Linked DNA regions of Homo sapiens: regions 1 and 3 are each linked to region 2. The links are chromatin loops, found by intact Hi-C in ENCODE. Cell type or tissue: Caco-2. All regions are shown on one strand. Region 1 overlaps MAML2 (mastermind like transcriptional coactivator 2). Region 2 overlaps MAML2 (mastermind like transcriptional coactivator 2). Region 3 overlaps MTMR2 (myotubularin related protein 2).

The links. A loop is a pair of places that touch in the nucleus more often than their neighbours do. Peaks named below come from ENCODE experiments on the same cell type or tissue, not always from the same donor. Only the 100,000 strongest peaks of a DNase experiment are listed, where the experiment ranks them.
Region 1: it touches region 2 in a loop (4-fold over the local background); 10 of 110 quality-filtered maps call a loop at or near these places.
Region 3: it touches region 2 in a loop (7-fold over the local background); 10 of 110 quality-filtered maps call a loop at or near these places.

The regions. Positions count from the first base shown.
Region 1 is chr11:96,144,120-96,146,619 of GRCh38, forward strand. All of the region lies in intron 1 of MAML2 (mastermind like transcriptional coactivator 2), which reads right to left. Among named protein-coding and RNA genes, the nearest start is that of MIR1260B, 200 kb to the right of the region's middle. In Caco-2, no CTCF peak of the experiment used is centred here; a DNase peak (open chromatin) is centred at 1,470.
Region 2 is chr11:96,242,390-96,244,889 of GRCh38, forward strand. All of the region lies in intron 1 of MAML2 (mastermind like transcriptional coactivator 2), which reads right to left. Among named protein-coding and RNA genes, the nearest start is that of MIR1260B, 98 kb to the right of the region's middle. RefSeq lists an enhancer at 1,158-1,307. In Caco-2, no CTCF peak of the experiment used is centred here; a DNase peak (open chromatin) is centred at 982; H3K4me3 peaks cover 1,701 bases.
Region 3 is chr11:95,847,996-95,850,495 of GRCh38, forward strand. MTMR2 (myotubularin related protein 2) reads right to left here. Exons shown (of 15, transcript NM_016156.6): 9 at 1,679-1,867. Among named protein-coding and RNA genes, the nearest start is that of CEP57, 59 kb to the left of the region's middle. In Caco-2, a CTCF peak has its summit at 1,247 (motif pointing right); a DNase peak (open chromatin) is centred at 1,266.

The DNA of each region.
Region 1 (2,500 bases), 98 kb before region 2:
TTTTATTCAGAGCTGGGAGTTCTCGTCTCAATTCTGCAGCCTAACTGATAAGACCTTTTACTAACCAGGTAAAACAATTAGCAACTGGGATCACATTGCTGGGAAGATGCTGAGTAACATTAATTAGAGTCTCAAAGGACTTTAAACAAATACGTACATCTAGAGAAGAATTTTTATAATGTAGTTAAGAATGCTTATTGAGAAAGAAACTCAGTGTCTATAATCCATTGCTGACTAGCATGCTTAGCTATGGTTAAATCTTCCAGTAAGCCAAGAATGAGGGGAGAAGAGGGAGGCAGGTTGGGACGAATAGAGTAAGTGGTAGAAGTGGGTTCTGTTCAACCATATGTAGAGGAATTAATCAGCTCTTTTTCATGGATTTAGGGCCCTCAATCCCTATATAATTCCTCAGATATTTGTGCTACCTGCCCCCTTCCCCTCCATGTAGCTGACCTTAGAAGATTAGAAGAGAGAGACCACTGGGCTTATTATCTGATGAATGGCTCTGTTTTTACTGTGAAATTATAGGAAGTGGTTTAAATTGAGAATAATAGAAACAGTAACAAATAATAAGAATACTTGCTATCCTGTGTTAGATCATCTGGCAGGCTATCTGATGAGAGATAGGGTTTCATCTCGGGAAGTTTTAGAAAAGAGGCCAGATATATACCAAGTACTACTCTAGGTATTTCACAGACATTTTGTTTCACTCTTATACAAATCCCGTGGAAGAGAAATGACTTTCCTCATTTTAGATTCTAGGGAGTGACAGGGGACAAGTCAAAGGTAATTTGGAGTGAAGGCTGCCCTGATCAACTTCCAATGCATTGGATTATTTTCATTTCATCATTTTCTCAGTGCTATGGAATCTTTGTGATCCATTAATAATATTAATAATAATCCCTACATTTGTATGGCATTTAATACTAATGGTTTTCAAGGAAGTTTCACATGCATTACCTCACTGGACTCTCAAAAACAAGTCTGTGGGTTGGGCAAACAGGAATTATTACCTTCATTTTAAAAATAGTGAAACTGAAGCTCAGAGAGGTGGCATGCTTTATTTAGGGCTAAGACCAGAGTCCAGCTTCTGTTAGAACTAAGCCTTGCTTCCTGTTTTCCCTTTGGAGACCTTGAGGAAGACCATGAGCCGCCAAATAGCTACCATGATATTGCTAAACCCTGTACCAACTCGTGGACAGTAGTCTCATTAAACGCTCAAGATCCTTGGATGGAGACCAAGAACTCTCTATCTCTGCAAAAATCTCTACAGAAACATTTTTCTCTTTACTCTGCCTCCTCATTTAAATGCTAAAATATTTACAGTGAGTGATAAGTCAGATAACATCATGCTGCCTTGTGAATTTTTAGGGAAAAGATGAAGAGCACATGATAAGGCTGGGAATTTTCAACTGCCTGGCACAGTGGAAGAAATATTTGTCTAGGTGTTAAGACGTGTGGGTTCTGGTCCTGTCTCTTTCACTTATTAGCTGTGTAACCTGTTACTTGTTGTGTTAAAATAAATCCTCTAACAGTTTCCTAAGTTATTAAAGGGACTGTCCTGATAAAATCATGATGTGTGAGGGCTTTTAAAAATTGTATACTTGTTCGGGCGTGGTGGCTCATGCTTGTAATCCCAGTACTTTGGGAGGCCAAGGCAGGCGGATCACCTGAGGTCAGGAGTTCGAGACCAGCCTGGCCAACATGGCGAAACCCCGTCTCTACTAAAAATACAAAAAATTAGCCGGGCATGGTGGTGGGTGCCTGTAATCCCAGCTACTAGGGAGGCTGAGGCAGGAGAATTGCTTGAACCTGGGAGGCGGAGGTTGCAGTGAACCAAGATCATGCCACCTCACTCCAGCCTGGGTGACAGAGCAAGACTCCGTCTCAAAAAAAAAAATTGTATACTTACACGTGTGTGTGCCACACACAAACATTGTGACATGCAGTATGATCACATAAAATATGGATGATTTTCAATCTACTCCTATAACCACAAAGTGAGGGAAAAGGTTTATATATCCATATCATTGTGGTAGCATGGTATCTTACATAAGAGCACCCTCAGGATATAATTTTTATAATATTATTGGTAGCAGGAGCTTAACTATTTGAAGGAAACCAGATAGGTTTCTTATAAGGAATTCCATCTCTTGGGATCCTTGAGCAGGCCATGAGATCTGGTAGGTTTTGACAAGAGAAAATGAGAAACCATGCTCAGGGCCAGTCTGGCTATATGTACTCACTACTTGCTCATAGTTGAAATGATTTTTAAGAATTGTATACAATATTGCTATTAGCAGTGAATCGGGGAGGCAGGACAGGGGACAAACCATGGGACTCAGAGTCAGAAAGGGCTGAGTCCAAATCTAAGATATATCACCTGCCAGCTGTTATGAGTCTGTTGTCTAACATTTTTGACCTTCAGCATCTTCAACTGTGTGAGCTGATCACACCATATCATAGTTTACTTTGAGGATTAGATGAAATCTCTGTGTAA
Region 2 (2,500 bases):
TCAGACTGAAAAATACTGGAGGAGTGGTGAGGGTGGATTTTAGTGACAAGATTTCCTTAAGGCTGTAAATAAACCAGATTCAGTAAGAGAAACAGAGATGGCAGTTTTCATCATAAAAGGGGGAAAACATTTTCCAGTTGAATTATAGGTACAGCACAAAACAGTTGTTCCGTTTTTAAAAACTTTAGTTTCTGCAGGCTGAAACAGAGCATTTCATTTGGCTCAGTTCATGAAAGCCATCTGCACCTGCTCACGAAACAGCTTAAAGAGAAAAAAAAAGTGTGCACCAAGGATTTTAACTTACACAGACAATAAGGGATAGACTCTGGCACTCAAGCACTGAAAAAGCAGGAGCATGATAAAGGGGAAAGGATCATAATTTTATGAAGTGCCAATAAATAATAACCCCAAATCAGCTTACAGCATCACTTAGGTTTACCTGTGGAAGCTACACTTGCCTGTTCTGGTTGCATGTTTAAAAGTTAAGCAATTAAACCTCAATTATATAGGTTTTTCTTTTATGTAGCCTAGGGTTGAATGCATTACTGGCAGGAAACTTTAGCTCATGAATTCAATCAAAAATCCTTTCATTTGTCAGAACTGCTTCCTGCTGCCTCCTTTAAACATCTGCTTCTCCAGTTCAGGGACACACACACACACACATACACATACACACACACCCCCTCTTTGTTAAAATAATAAGCAATCTACCAACTTCCCTTGCAAAAGTTACATTCTCTCTTACACACACACACACTTGTTCCCAGTAGAGTTTATTTAATGTGTCTTTTATAGCTTCCTTGTCCTTCTCTCTTCCTTTCCGCTTTTAAATTCTGGAAAACCTCAAGCTGACAAAAGAAGACATTTTAAAAATGCGAGGATAAGGCCCGGCCGGCCTCCAGACCAATGAGAAGGAAGCAGAGCAAGGAGGCGGGGGAGGCGGGGTTGGCTGTCGGGAATTGCCTGCACTCCTTAAACGGCAGGCACTTCCTGCTAGAGGAGGCCAGCTCTGAACAGACAGAAATCGGGTGGAAAGCTAGCAGGAGGCGTTGCTCAAGTTCAAAACAATCTGTGCGTGTCCAGGCACGCGCGGAGCCAGACCCCAGCCGCGCGGCTCAGACCTCGCGAGAGCCATCACCTGAGAAATCCACAGCCTTTTCTCATCAGGCTTAGACTGTTTTTCCCATACCTCCAAGAAGGAAGACCCACATGTTAAAACTATGAGAAAAGCTGAAAGTGCCTTCTGAACAGTCATCCTTCTTTTTCTTTTTTTTTTTTTTTTGAGACGGAGTCTCGCTTTGTCGCCCAGGCTGGAGTGCAGTGGCGCGATGTTGTCTCACTGCAAGCTCCGCCTCCCAGGTTCATGCCATTCTCCTGCCTCAGCCTTCCGAGTAGCTGGGACTACAGGCGCACGCCACCACGCCTGGCTAATTTTTTGTATTTTTAGTAGAGAAAGGGTTTCACCGTGTTAGTCAGGATGGTTTGTCGTGATCCGCCCATCTTGGCCTCCCAAAGTGCTGGGATTACTGGCGTGAGCCACCGCGCCCGGCCCAGTCATCCTTCTTTAACCACGACATAGGTACTCAGGTCCGCTGGCCTTCCTCTGCACTGATGGACTTTTCTTTGTGAAACTGATTCAGAGGCGGACCTCAAGTGGCTTATTCCTTCGCCTAAAAATCGTGCTGCTTTTTCCTCTAGTGAAGTCTGGAGTACAAATTAATAAAAACTTGGGGCTGTGCGGCCTAATGGCTCAAACCGTGTTCCAGATGTTTTGAAATATTATTACCCCTTTTGAGAGCCTCAGTGTCTCCCTGGAGGGTAAGACATCTGCCTTAAGGGCACTTACCAAGAAACTACAAACATTTGACTGCACACAACAATGGTATCTTAATAAGACAAGGTGCTTAATACAACTGGCTGCCCTATTATGACGTGTAAGAACGTTTTCATATGTAAGCTATGCTTGCAATTCTATAAGTAGATAAGGAAGCTTGTGGTTGTTACACTTCTAATATATGGATAGAAGAGCTTAAACTCTAATGATTAGAAAATTACTGGTATTCTGAAGTGTATTACAATCAATGCATTCATGATATCTACACGTTGTAATTATTCATCCTTAAATTAAAAATGGTTTATATGGTTATAGCCATATATATCGATTATTGTTTTATTATATTAATAATAGCTAACATTTCTGAGCACTATGTGCCAATTATAACACAAAGTTCTTTACATGCATTATTTCATTTCACCCCTACGACTCTACAGAACTATGATTACATTGAAGAAACAGAGGTTTGTATCATTCATTTGCTATAGGCCAGGGAGTGAGTTAACAAAGCTGTGACTTGAACCCAGCACCTGGACTCTCAGAGCAATCACACACTATTCAACCATCCACCCATTCATCCATCTATCCGTCTGTCTGTCCATCCATGCATCCAATCACCCACACACCCATGCCATCCAACATGAAATGTGTATTATTTGGAAAGAC
Region 3 (2,500 bases), 390 kb before region 2:
ACTGGAGACAAGGAAAACTCCACAGGAAAATGTGGATGGCTCAGGACAACTTATTTAGCACAACCACTCGCTTTCTTGTGTTCTTCTTTACAAAATGAATATATACGTAGTCTGACTTGCCCATATGGCCATTATTAAAATTAAATATGAAACACATAGGAAGGTATTTAAACACTGTAAAGCACTAAATTTTCCCAGCCCATACGCCAAGTCCTACCCAAACATAAGTTCTTACAGATGACTTCCTTTCATATATACTGAAATTACCAGACTGTAAGTTTCATGTGCTGAGACCACATGTCTGGTTCACCTATGCTTCTTCACCTCCCTGCCTCTTCACCTCATTTTAATCTTCATATCTGAGAAATAAACTCTTTGCAATCAAAATGACCTGCTTCTTTTTTAACCACATAATTCTCTTTAAATAAAAAGACAGAACAAGGATAAAAGCACAGAATGCTATCATCATCAATGTTCTCAAAGACTTAAATCTACATCTACAAAATAGAATGAGAAAATATTTGGTGTTCAAAATAAGCTATGGCTAGAAAGAAGAACCTTATTTTTCTGGACTTAATCTTTTTATATTTCATGAATAAAATATTCTATCTCCTACCTAACTCGTGTAAAATTATACTTCTTAGAGCCCTAATAGAAACAAATTAGGAAAATACTGGAGCAGTAAATTATACAAAATTAAGTGATTATATGACCCACACCTTTGAAACAACAAAACCACCAACTCATAACCAGCAACAAACTACTGAAAGAACAGAAGTTCAGCTTCCTTTCTGACACTGAGAGTCTGGGAAATCGTTTGGCACAATTATAGAATTTACAGTATTTCAAGGGATACCTGTTAAAGATTACTTCTGAAGAGTGGGAATAAGACAGGAACTTTCAATTCAAATTTGTTGCAACATTCTAGAAAGACAGCAGTGGTAACAACTATACAGAACCTGTCACCGAAACACATAGAATAAAAATGCCCTGGATTCAGGTAGTGGCATGGTTGTACAACTTTGTGAATATACTAAAAGCACTGAAATGTACACTTGAAAAGATGAGCGCTTTTCAGTAATGGTACCTGCTGCTGTAGTTATGTCTTCTCTCTCCTTCCCTCCTCCTATAGATTTGGTCAACTGAACCAAAATTTCAATTTCCACAATGCTAATATTTATTCTGCTGGAACAATCAGCTACAGCTAACTGCCAATTCTTCAGTCTGAATAACTTGTTCAGGTGGAGGACGGTCAGAAGAGGGCACCACTAGTCACCGAGAACACTAGTTCGCTATTCCTAGAGCAGTACTATACAGGGACTTCAGTGAGTCATAAGCTCAGTTAGTTGTCAACTTTGGAGAAGTGGGAAGCTAAGAATAACTGAACACCTAGTTATTATGTAAGTAAGCAAAAGTTTATGCATTATTTTTTATTAAATGATTTTTGCTCCCAAAACAACACTGTTAACTATTATTATTCTCATTTTTACCAATAAACAAATTGAGGTCTAAAGAGGTTAAATAACTAACTCAAAATCACACCATCAAGTTGAAGAGCCAAGACAAGAACCTATATGTTTACCACTGTAGAGCCTGAGCTCTTTTTACTACACTGTGGCCCTGCCAAACTCAGCTGATTCATGAAACCATAATTATAATTACTAAGAGACCATCTGACCTTGTTGGCAACAGCATTAACACTTGGCCGGGCATCAAATATAAAGATTTTGTGAGACTGGGCATTGGAATCCATGATAGCTTGAAGGTATTTTTCATCTTCTTTGCTTCGCTTTCCACTCACTCCAACCATGGGCTGGCTACACCGAGTGATTGTGGCTTGACTTTCAGGATGAATCCATGATAAAACCTTAATGAGGAAAAAATGGTAACACACCTTTTACATACTTCTCTGTTTATAATTCTCAAAAACAGTACTCAGTAAAGCTCTGCTTTCTAATTGGATCCAAAGCCTGGCCATGAAAGGACATCTGAGGCTGCTAAGAAAAATCATCACCTTTCCTTCAAGCCAATTCTGGGATGTGGAAAACTTGGTCTAATTCTTTAGTCAGATACTGATTTAGGAAAGTATTTGATTATTGGGAAATGTTATCTCCTGAAAAAAATACTGTGAAACAGGGCTAAGTAAACCCCACTTAATATATTAGTAAAACTGCTCAGTTCTAAAAGCCTTTAGAATCTATGAATTTTGTACCTAAAATTATTTAAGCTCATCTTTCTAAGATCCAGTTATAAATCTGTAAGGTGTTCTTTCTAGGACTTAAAAAAAAAAAAGAACATTTATCATCATGACTAAAGAATATACAATAAGATAAATAAATAGTGACTAATACACACAGCAAACTTTTTCAGTGAAGAATCATGCAATTCTGTGCAGTTATCTAATACCCATATCACACTCTCTGGAAGCCTCTTTAAGTCTTTCTTCCAGTTTTAACTTTACTAAATAAATCAATCTCCAATATCCCCATGAAAGACCTGC